Linked DNA regions of Homo sapiens: all the other regions are linked to region 1. A link is a contact called in ENCODE Hi-C or POLR2A ChIA-PET data. All regions are on one chromosome and are shown on one strand. The core of a region is the stretch at or near the end of the contact, and the rest is flanking DNA. Distances in the headings are between cores, read along the strand shown. Region 1 holds the start of TOM1L2 (target of myb1 like 2 membrane trafficking protein). Region 2 overlaps PRPSAP2 (phosphoribosyl pyrophosphate synthetase associated protein 2). Region 3 has its middle 61 kb from the start of MED9.

Region 1 (3,625 bases), core at 1-2,500:
AAAATAAAAAATAAATAAATAAATAAATAATGAACAAAATTTTTCTTAAAAAAGAATAAAATCAATCACTTACTGAATGCTTACTGTGTGCTCAGTGCACATGCATTATTTAAGTACATGTAAGCTCCGGAGGCCATAAAAAGGGAGTCCTAATGCCCTTATTTCCCAGCTAGGGAACCTGAGGCTCCAGGGAGGTAAAGGAACTTGTCCAAAGTCGTACAATGAGTTACTGACAGAGACGGATACAGAACTTGAGTAGCCGTATTCACATCCAAAGCGGTATATACAGTACCAAGATGAAATCATTTGATAGTTATGAGGTCAGTTATGATGGCTAAATTCTGGGAAAAGTTATCAGTGGACCGGGTACCTCTCTTTCTATGAAAGGAGGCTGGAAGACGGAACCCCTTAAAAATCCATTCTGGCCCTGCTCCCTCGGGAAATGCTTCCTTAGTATTTTTTTTTTTTTTTATTCAAAAGCTTGACAAGCCCAGGACTAAAGTGTCTTGGCTGTCTCACACGACTGTAAAGTGGCTGGGAGAGGACCTACGTGCTCATTTTATAAATGAGAAGGGCCGGGCCGGCGTTCTCCGAGAAAAAGGTCACAGGAAAGAGTTACGTCGGGCACTATCTGTCCCTGCAAGTCCTCCGGGAGCCTCAGCTCCCAGGTCTCACCTTCTCAAGCGCTGGGAACTCGGCGGTTCCACGCAGCAGACGCGTCTCCCGGTTGCTGGGGAACCAAGCGCCGCGACTTGGTTGCTAAGGGGAAGTCAGAAGGGAGACATCCTGGGTGAAAGTTGACAAGTCACGTGACCACATCTCCGTGTGGTGAAACACTCCTTACACCAACCAGCCGTAGAGAAAACAAATGTTTCTCCAATCAGTACTTTCTATGGGCGGGGATATTCCTAGATTCACCTCTGTTCCGTCCATTTGCGTGATTGACTCGTCTTTTGTCCAATAATAGTAAGAATCCTTTAGATTGACCAATATACAGAGGAATCAAAATGCGCAGCTTCCCCTTTGGGGGCGGGCCAGGGGAGGTGCCGCCACGGCTGACAGGGACTCCGGTGACCTAGCTCGCTCCTCCGCCCAATCGGACGCTGCGGGGTGGGTGGGGGCTTTGCTGACAGAGGTGTAACGACCAATAGGAGGCGGGCTTCGTAGGTGTCCCCCAATAGAGACGCGGCAAGGGGGCGGGGCCAAAGGCCCTAAGCTCGGCGTTCCAGAGAGTGGGGAGGGGGCAAGTGTCAGTCAGGACGGGAGTCCGGCGGGTTACAGCGGAGGCCTAGGTGGCAGACAGGGGGCCCGGGCCGCTGCGTGTTGTCCACCCAAGATGGAGTTCCTCCTGGGGAACCCGTTCAGCACACCAGTGGGGCAGTGCCTCGGTAAGGCCGCGTGTGGGGCAGGAGGCTGGGCAACGGCGGCCGCTGATCCGGCTGGTGAGGACCGCGGGCCTCCGCCGGGCGCCGGTGCCACTTCACGAGCGGGCTGGGCCTCCGCCAGCCGCGGGTGCCACTCCACGAGCGGGCTGGGCATCCTGGTCGTCGGGCCTTTGCCGGGCGCTTGTGCCACCTCACGGGCGGGCTGGGCATCCTGGTCGTCTGGCCTTCACTGGGCGTCGGTGCCACCTCACGGGCGGGTTGGGCATCCTGGTCGTCGGGCGTTCGCCGGGCGCCGGTGCCACCTCCCGGGGGGGCTGGGCCTTCGCCGGGTGCCGGTGCTATCCCACGGGCAGGCAGGGCATCTGTGTCCTCGGGCCTCCTCCCGGGCACTGGTGCCACCTCACGGGCGCGCCAGTGCCACTCTGCCAGGAGGCACCCCTGAGGCCCAACTTGGACTCGGAGATGCCCCAGGCTTCCCTGCCCATCAAGGCTCAGCCCTTCCTTTTGCTGCTAGAGGTGGTGCCAACTGCTGGTCTGCTTCCCCAATGCGCTTTGGGAGATGCCACTGCATGTGTCTTTATCCAGCCCAGCAGGCTCACTGCCACTGCCCCAAGGACCCAGTTCTCCCAAACCCTTTGTGGGATGTCACCTTCTTCTCCATCTTTGTCCCTCCTCTTCGGTACCAGCAACCCTCAGACTGGGCACCCTCCCAGAAATGCCCCCTGCTCCGGGACTTGCTAATTTGAGCTGCAACTCAGCTGTGCTGTAGGAGGGACTGGGATAGGAGGAGGGGCTCTTGGAGGGTGATTATCTTGGCAGGGGGATGGCATGCCTGCAGTGCCTCCCAGGAAAGAAGGGAGGCTGTGTTATTTAATGATAAGAGCCCTGGACTGGGAATCATGGAAGCCTGGACTCTAGCAGTGGTTTTGTCAGTGACTCCATATGACCTTGTGCCCTTTCTGGTTTGAAGTTCCCCTGTCTGTCAAAGTGTTTGGAGATGAGATGTGATAGATCCCTTAAAGTTCTCAAGTTTTGATATTCTTTGTAGTACTCTGCACATTGACTGTTGCTTCCTCCCCCACCTCATATTAAGTTTACCAAAGCTGAAATCTTTTGTTGGCAATGTAGAGAGAATGGTACTCAGCATTATCTGTTAATCCTATAGGGGGGATGTGGACACCTGGGGACACCAGAGATGGCCAGAATCATGGATAAGGAAAGCCCAAAGTGTAGGTAAAGGAATACTGAAATGGCCACCATATGGGACTTCCTTACTAAGAAAGCAACTTGCCTTTTTACCCAAGGCAGTGGCTTATGCCACTTGATCAGTCAAGAATGCTGATTAGTTTGTTTGAAAACTGGATTCCTCCTGGTTGGTTGAAGGACTGGTAAAACGTCTTTTATGAGCCAGGATCTTTGGTGTTCTTATGGGCCTGATTTCAGCAGTAGTGATTTGTTTATTTTCTGCTTTGCTTATGAAATTTTAGCTTACTTTCCAGCCTTTAGTGGAGCCTATAAACTTATTGAGGTCTCTCCTGTTGGCTAATTAGCATTTAGGAGCCTTTCTTTACTTTCTGGCGTAGTATCTTTTATAATGCATGAGGGACCCCAAAAGAGTGTTTTCCCACCTTTTTGACATCTTGTCTCTTGCTGCCCACTGGAGAGTCTCTGGATTCTCACTTCCTTACTTCTTCCCCATGTCCTTTTCCACTCTCTTCAGGTGCTCTTGCATGGCAGCCACACTCCAAAAACTAATTTCCAGCCAGTTAATGGAGGGAGCCAGAAAACTTGCGAGAATTGTTTTCCTTTCTGTCCCCTTTATAATAGGAAGCTCTACACCTTTAAAATGACAAGGTAGTAAATGAGGGGTAGAAGTTAAAGGGGATTTAAAATACAAATGTGGTTGGGTGCGGTGGCTCACGCCTGTAATCTCAGCACTTTGGGAGGTTGAGGCGGGCGGATCACAAGGTCAGGAGATCGAGACCATCTTGGCTAACACGGTGAAACCCCGTCTCTACTAAAAATCCAAAAAAAAAAAGAAAATTAGCCAGGCGTGGTGGCATGCGCCTGTAGTCCCAGCTACTCGGGAGGCTGAGGCAGGAGAATTGCTTGAACCCGGGAGGCGGAGTTTGCAGTGAGCTGAGATTGTGCCACTGCACTCCAGCCTGGGCGACAGAGTGAGACTCTGTCTCAAAAAACAAACAAACAACAACAACAACAACAAAAAACCAAATATAAGA
Region 2 (3,625 bases), core at 789-3,288, 950 kb before region 1:
ACCCCATCTCTACTAAAAATACAAAAATTAGCCAGGCGTGGTAGCAGGCACCTGTAATTCCAGCTACTTGGGAGGCTGAGGCAGGAGAATCGTTTGAACCTGGGAGGCAGAAGTTGCAGTGAGCCGAGATTGTGCCACTGCACTCCAGCCTGGGCGACAGTGAGTCTCTGTAATAAAATCAATCAATCAATCAATCAACAGAATAACAATGGCAAATACTAGAATTAATAATAAAAGAGGTCTACATACCACGATGATGGCAATCCTTCCTCCAACATCACCCACAACCGTGATTGGGGGCTTTTCTTTAGGAATCAGCACTGGTTGGAATAAAACACACACACCAAAATTTTTATATTAAAAAGTAAAACAAAACTTTAAAGAAGTTAATATCTCAAGATAAAAACATTCAACCAACTAGGAATACAAGGGAATTTCCTCAATCTGATTAAGGGCAACTACAAAAACCCACAGCTAACTTGATACTTTATGGCCGAAGGCCAAAAGCTTTCCCCTAAGATCAGCAACAAGACAAGGATGCCCACTGCACCACTGCCATTCACCATCATACTGGATACTCTAGCAAGGGTAATTAGACAAGAAAACGAAATGAAAGGCATCCAGATCAGAAAGGAAAAGTAAAACTATCTCTATTAGCAGATGACATGTTCCTACATATTGAAAATACCCAAGAATCCACAAATCCACCTACCAAAGCTAATAATATATGAATTCAGCCAAGTTGCCAAGTACAAAATCAACACACAAAATCAGCTGCTACACAGCAGCACTGAACAATCAAAAGAGGGAATTGAGAAAGCAATTCCACGCCAGGCGTGGTGGCTCACGCCTGTAATCCCAGCCCTTTGGGAGGCTGAGGCGGGCGGATCACGAGGTCAGGAGATCGGGACCTTCCTGGCTAACATGGTGAAACCCTGTCTCTACTAAAAATACAAAAAAAAAAAAAAAAAAAAAAATTAGCCAAGTGTGCTAGTGGGCGCCTGTAGTCCCAGCTACTTGGGAGGCTGAGGCAGGAGAATGGCGTGAACCTGAGATGTGGAGCTTGCAGTGAGCCGAGATCATGCCACTGCACTCTAGCCTGGGTGACAGAGCGAGACTCTGTCTCAAAAAATAAATAAATAAAAATAAATAAATAGATAAAAATAAAAAAGTAAAAAAAACCCCTACAGAATGGCAGAAAATATTTGCATATCATGTATCTGGTAAGAGTCTAGTATCCAAAATATATAAAGTAGGCTGGGCATGGTGGCTCATGCCTGTAATCCCAGTACTTTGGGAGGCCGAGGTGGACAGATTGCCTGCCTGAGTTCAGGAGTTTGAGACCAGCCTGAGCAACATGGCGAAACCCTGTCTCTATAAAAAAATACAAAAATTAGCAGGGCGTGGTGGTGCATGACAGTAGTCACAGCTACTTAGGGGGCTGAGGTGAGAGGATCACTTGGGCCCGGGAGGTCAAGGCTCCAGTGAGCCACGATTGCACCACTGCACTCCAGCCTGGGTGAGAGAGTGAGGCCCTGTCGCAAAAAAAAAAAAAAAAAAAAAAATTATATATATATATATGCGCCATATGCCAAAATATATAAAGAACTTTTATAATTCAACAAAAAAAGACAAACCTAGTTCAAAAATGGGCAAAGGATTTCAACAGATATTTCTCCAAAGAAGATATACAAATGAAGTCATTAGCCATTAGGGAAATGTTTATCAAAATCACAATGAGATGCCACTTTATGCCCACTGGGCTGGCTACAATAAAAAGTAGAAAATAAGTGTTGATGAGGATGTGGAGAAACTGAAATCTTTGTACATTACTGGTAGGAATATAAAATGGTGCAGCTGCTGTGAAAAAAGAGTCTGGCAGTTCCTCAAAAAGTTAAACATACACCAAGTGACGCAGCAATTCCGATACCAGGTATAGACCATGAGAAATGAATCATCTATCCACACAGAAAACTCATACATGAATATACAGAGCAGCATAGCCAAAAGTGGAAACAACCCAAATTCCTTTCAAATGCTGACAATGAAATATTATCCAGCCACCAAAAGCAATGAAGTACTGACAAGTGCTATCACATGGATGAACCTCAAAAACATGCTCAAAGAAAGAAGCCAGATACAAAAGCCCACATATTATATGATTCCGTTTATATGAAGTGTCCAGATTAGGCAAACATCCACAGAAACAGAAAAGAGGTAAGTGGTTGCCAGGGGCTGGGGGATGGGGGCATGGTGAAACTACTTAATGGGTGCAGGGTGTTCTTCCGGGGTAATGAGAAGTTTTGAAACTAGAAAGAAATGGTAACTGCACAAAACTGTGAATATACTGAAAGCCAGTAAATTTTATACTTTAAAATGGTTAATTCTATGTTATGTGACTTTGACTTCAATTTTCTTTTAAGGCAATGTCACAAAAAGAAAAAGTTAAAATACTGTTCTAGATTGGGACTTTTCAACTGCTGAGATCTTGGGCCAGACACGTTTATGCTGCAAGGGACCACCCTACGTACTGTGAGAAGTTTAGCAGCATGTTTGGCCTCTACTCACTAGATGCCAGTAGCCACCCCCTTGATTCTGACAATCAAAACTATCTCCAGACATTTCCAAATGACCTCTAGGAGACAATATCCACTCCCTAATTGAGAACCACTGCTCTAGATTGAAAGAGATGAAAGACATATGACAACCAGAGGCAATGTGTGACCCCAGGTGAGCATCAGGAGAGGGCAAAAAAGTGTAACAAAACAAAGCAAAGCAAGATAAATTCCAGAACTGAAGTGACTTTTTACATTTTCAACAGTCCTACTCCCAGGACACTTGACCTCAATGCCGGTGAAAAAGTATAATGAATCACCCTCTAGGAAATCAATTTGACAAAAAGCCTTATATTCATACCTTCTGACTCATTAATCTCACTTTTAGAAGCTTGAAATGAAATAAGCCAAAGTATGGGAAAAGTGTTTTATCCACATATATTTCCTGCCACATTATAAGGGCAAAGAACAGAAGAAAACATAAAAACCCCAAATTAGGCTGTGGTTGGGCAGTCTAAGCCACATTCATACGATGGGTTATTAGCCATAAAAATGCTGTTTACAAGAGGCTGAGGTGGACAAATCGCTTGAGCCTGGGAGGTCAAGGTTGCAGTGAGCCGTGATTGTCACTGCACTCCAGCCTGGGTGACAAAGTGAGACCCAGTCTCAAAGAAAAAAAAAAGAAATTGCTGTTTCCTGTCAAAGTTTCTGGTGACCTGAGATGACACGTCGGGCAGCTGGGAGAAGGAGGCAGCAACATGCACAATTATGTATGAAGCATGCATCGCAGCTTTATGAAAATAAGGGTGAAAAACCAAAAAGAGGCTCACCAAATTAAAGTGGTGTGTCTTTGAATAGTGGCATCAAGCACTAATTATTATTTTCTTCTAACTTTTATGGATAATATTTTCAAATATTATATATAGTGCTTATATTCTGAAAAAGTATTTTCATTGTTTTTTAGTAGGCATATTTTCATCTATAAGAAATCAGAGGATACAAAATAATTTTTAAAATCTAATACTAAATAACAAAATCTTTATATTCGAGATGCTACAGGAAGAATGCTT
Region 3 (3,625 bases), core at 666-3,165, 560 kb after region 1:
GAGTCTTTGATGTAGGCAGAGTCTTTAGAGGCAGATGCCAGGCGCTTATCAAGACAGCTGTTATGAGCGGTGGAAGTCCAGCTCTTTTTATGGCCACAGAGTCCTCTGGTGAGGACTGACAGTGGCAGGGTGTGTTTGGTTATGTCCTTATCTGGCCGGTTGCAATCTTTATTGATCAGGCAAAACATCTGTTCCCTGTTGGCAAAGAGCCTTGCGAAATGTAAGATTCAGACTTCTTCTAAGATGGAATTACTTATGTCAAGGCTACTGTATATGACATTCAAAGGAAATGGATACAGGTTGGGGATGGAAAATTGGGGCTGTTTGGGGGTATGAATCTTTAACACTGCCTCCAGTGTTTCTTTTAAATTGAGGATGAGTAAGACAGCAGTGGACTAAGAATCCATCTCTGGGTCCGTTTCCCATCTCTTGGAGCTTTGAGCTGCCATGTCAGAAGTCCAGCTACTGGGCTGAGAAGGCCATGTGGAGAGCCCCAGAGGAGCCCAGTCTTCCAGGCACCACCCAAGCCACCAGGTACCCTCTAGACCCACACCAGTGGCTAGGTAAGTACCCCTGAATGAGCCCCAACCACAGCCATGTGGAACCGAAAGACCTTCTGATGGAGGTCCACCTACCCAAATTCATATCTAATCAAATGGGCCTGTTTCAAGCCACTGCATTTTGGGATACAATAAATAATTGGAGCTGTATATTGAGCCAGGCTTGTCTAACTCCAAGATCTGCCACCATGAAAAGACTGACTCCTAGAAGATGAGAGACTTGGTTTGACAGCAAGGGAGATGCTCCAAAAAGAAGTTTCGCACAGCCTCATCTTTTGAAAATGAGAAAAGAAAGTCACTCTGCGAGCTCAGGACAATGCTGGAACCTCTATGGCCTGTCTTGGGCTGGCCCAGCACTCCTCGACCCTCTGGACTTGCACACCTGAGCCTTCCTGCACCTGGGGAGTAGGCATGATGCATCTGACAGCGCCACGCCACCCTACCCAAGGCCCGCTTCCTCTCCCCAAGAGGCCTTCTCAGCAACTTAGAGCAGCCTGCGGAACACATTGCAGTAAAGGTCCATGGGCTTCCTGCCTATCAAAAAATACAGCTTTCTGACCAAGGCTTATTATGCGATCTTCCCGGGAGACGTCATTAGTAGCGTGAATGGCTCTTGCCTTGCCGGAAGTGAAGGTGAGGCAGTGACAAGGTCATGTCCAGAGTGAGTAATTATTGACTTTTTGTCCTTGTTCCTTCATGTCCAAATTACATCTATAGTTTGTAATGCTTTTGGTTTATATTCAAAGAAAATGCAAACGCAGAACACAACAGGAAGGGCGCCATGACTCAGATTGCTGTGCCCCTTCCTGTCTGCCCAGCAGCCTGGATGCTGTGGAGCCTTTGTGCAGAGCCCAGAGCTTTTGTCTGAACCATGCGGTGGCAGAGCCACACTGTGACTTCGTGTGTTTGTGCTCTCTGTGTTTGCCAAGCACTTGTGTGTTCTCTCTCTCCACCACCTCACAGTGACTCAGCACTGTCCTTATTTTAACTATAGCTGCTTTCAAACCACTGACATCTGCAAAGCCATAGTGGACAAGGTTTCCCACTCCCATCTCCCCACAGAGCCACAGCCAATCCAGCAGGCCTACCTGCAGTGAGTCCAGACTGCAGGTGTGTTCAGTTTGTTCTGCAAGGTATTTTTAAAAAGGGGGGGTCAAATTACCAACCAGAATTTCACCTAAAAGCAGTGGCAGATGCTGATGTTTACCAAGCTGATGTTTTCCCTGCTTCTTTAATTACAAATCCTGATTTTTAGACAGCGCAGCAATGTGCCCAACTAAAAGACTACATTTCCCAGCCTCCCTTGTGGCAAAGTGAGACCATGTGACTCAGTTTTGGCCAATGAGATGAAAGAAGAAGGTGGCGCAAGGGTTAGGGGGTGGCTTTCATTCTTTCCTCCTTTCTTCTTCCTGCTGCCTGGATAAAAACAAGTGGCCATTTTGAACTCTGAATTGGCCTTGACAGTGGAAGCCACTGGCTGAGAATGGCACAGGAGAGAGAAGAACCTAAGTCCCTGTAGACTCTAAGAAGCCACAAAACCAGCCCTGAACTACCTACCTCCTGACTTCTCCATAAGTAAAAATGCACTTCTTTCTTACTTAAGCCACTGTAATGGTGAAGTTACTGTTATAGGTAGCTAACCTAATCCTGAAACACTGCTTCTCTTGAAAACTCAAAATATCTAGTGATCTGAGCATATGCTCTTTTCTTCTTTATAACAGCTTTATTGACATATAATTCACAGTCCATACAATTCACTGATTTAAAGTGTACCATTGGCCAGGTGCAGTGGCTCAAACCTGTAATCCCAGCACTTTGGGAGGCTGAGGCACAAGGAACACTTGAGTTCAGGAGTTCAAGACCAGCCTGTGCAACATAAGGAGACTCCATCTCTACAAATAACTTAAAAATTAGCTGAGTATAGTGGTGCATGCCCGTGATCCCAGCTGCTTGGGAGGCTGAAGTGGAAGGATCACCTGAGCTAAGAGTTTGAGGCTGCAGTGGGCCATGATCATGCTACTGCACTCCAGCCTGGGTGATAAAGGGGAGACCCTGCCTCAAAAAAATAATAATGATAAATGAAACAAAAATAAGGTGTACCATTCAATGGTTTCTAGTATATTCACTCCTATCCCCACTATATATAGCACCGCTGTCTACTTTCAGAATATTTTCATCAACTCCAGAAAGAAACACTATACCCATGAACTGTCACTCACCAATCCCCCCTAACCACACTCTCACCAGCCCCTGGCAAACACTAATCTACTTTCTGTCTCTATGAATTTGTTTATTCTGGACATTTCATATAAATGGAATCATGCAACGTGTGGTCTTTTGTGCCTGGCTTCTTTCACTTAGCTTCATATTTTCAAGTTTCATCCATGTTGTGTCATGTTTCATGATCCAAGAAGTCTTAAGACTGGGAACAACCCCTACCACAGAGTGCTTTAATGCTGTCTCATTTTGATCCACAGAAGAAAACAGTGAAATGGAGAAAGTACGCACTGTCTTCTCTACTTTACAAAGGAGAAACAGGCTATGCTCAATCGAGTAATTTGCCTAAAGTATCCAGTGCACCCTCCATTCAACAGCCTCCCACCATTCTGCCTCTGAAATGTCTGCTGCACAAAATAATTGGAGATTCACATTTTGTCAAAATCCTCAAGGTCTAGAAAGTTCTAGATCAACAATAAAGTGGTAGATGAGGAGACTTAATCCTTTCCTATGGCCTGTCCCCTCCACAGTCTGCAGGACCTGGAGACAGAAGAGCGGAGGGAGAAGCAGAGCCCGACACACAGACCCCGTGGGGACGCCTGGGTTCTGGTTCACACTGGGCTGTTTGGGAGCTGAGCCAAAAATCCGAGCCAAAATCTCTGTTTTGTTTTGTAGTGCATGGTGGGGAAATGAAAATTTTGGTTCCATCTGAGGTTTGCAAATCAGCATGCATTGTTTTGGGGCATTCAGTTTCATTGAAACCTCGGGAACACAGCAGCTGCCAACCCCACAGCCCCAGGGAGAGCTGTGTCTCGAGGTGGAATCATCTTTTTTGGCAGAGGTGAAGC

What was found. A loop is a pair of places that touch in the nucleus more often than their neighbours do. ChIA-PET counts read pairs that join two places held with the same protein, here RNA polymerase II (POLR2A). Pooled maps may share reads with other maps.
Region 2: a map with no recorded cell type shows a loop between it and region 1 (9-fold over the local background). The contact joins the enhancer-like site here to the promoter of TOM1L2 in region 1. A Hi-C loop is called at or near these places in 2 of 37 single-sample maps with no recorded cell type and 2 of 50 pooled maps. POLR2A ChIA-PET finds 5 or more read pairs at or near these places in 1 of 52 experiments (GM10248).
Region 3: a pooled map shows a loop between it and region 1 (4-fold over the local background). The contact joins the enhancer-like site here to the promoter of TOM1L2 in region 1. A Hi-C loop is called at or near these places in 2 of 50 pooled maps. POLR2A ChIA-PET finds 5 or more read pairs at or near these places in 2 of 52 experiments (activated CD4-positive, alpha-beta T cell and naive thymus-derived CD8-positive, alpha-beta T cell).

Annotation. Positions count from the first base shown.
Region 1 is chr17:17,970,025-17,973,649 of GRCh38, reverse strand. It overlaps TOM1L2 (target of myb1 like 2 membrane trafficking protein), which reads left to right and starts at 1,250. Exons shown (of 15, transcript NM_001082968.2): 1 at 1,250-1,388. The coding sequence starts at 1,337. DRC3 (dynein regulatory complex subunit 3) reads right to left here and starts at 788. Exons shown (of 14, transcript NM_031294.4): 1 at 676-788. RefSeq lists enhancers at 497-816, 1,188-1,757 and a silencer at 1,497-1,546.
Region 2 is chr17:18,920,609-18,924,233 of GRCh38, reverse strand. It overlaps PRPSAP2 (phosphoribosyl pyrophosphate synthetase associated protein 2), which reads right to left. Exons shown (of 12, transcript NM_002767.4): 10 at 250-320. Among named protein-coding and RNA genes, the nearest start is that of SLC5A10, 30 kb to the left of the region's middle. RefSeq lists an enhancer at 1,959-2,038. Within about 2 kb of position 2,038, at least 7 of the 41 ENCODE cell types and tissues checked have a DNase peak (open chromatin) inside an H3K27ac peak, as active enhancers do.
Region 3 is chr17:17,414,526-17,418,150 of GRCh38, reverse strand. No RefSeq gene overlaps it. Among named protein-coding and RNA genes, the nearest start is that of MED9, 61 kb to the left of the region's middle. RefSeq lists a cis regulatory region at 1,523-1,533 and an enhancer at 1,456-1,600. Within about 2 kb of position 1,915, at least 17 of the 41 ENCODE cell types and tissues checked have a DNase peak (open chromatin) inside an H3K27ac peak, as active enhancers do.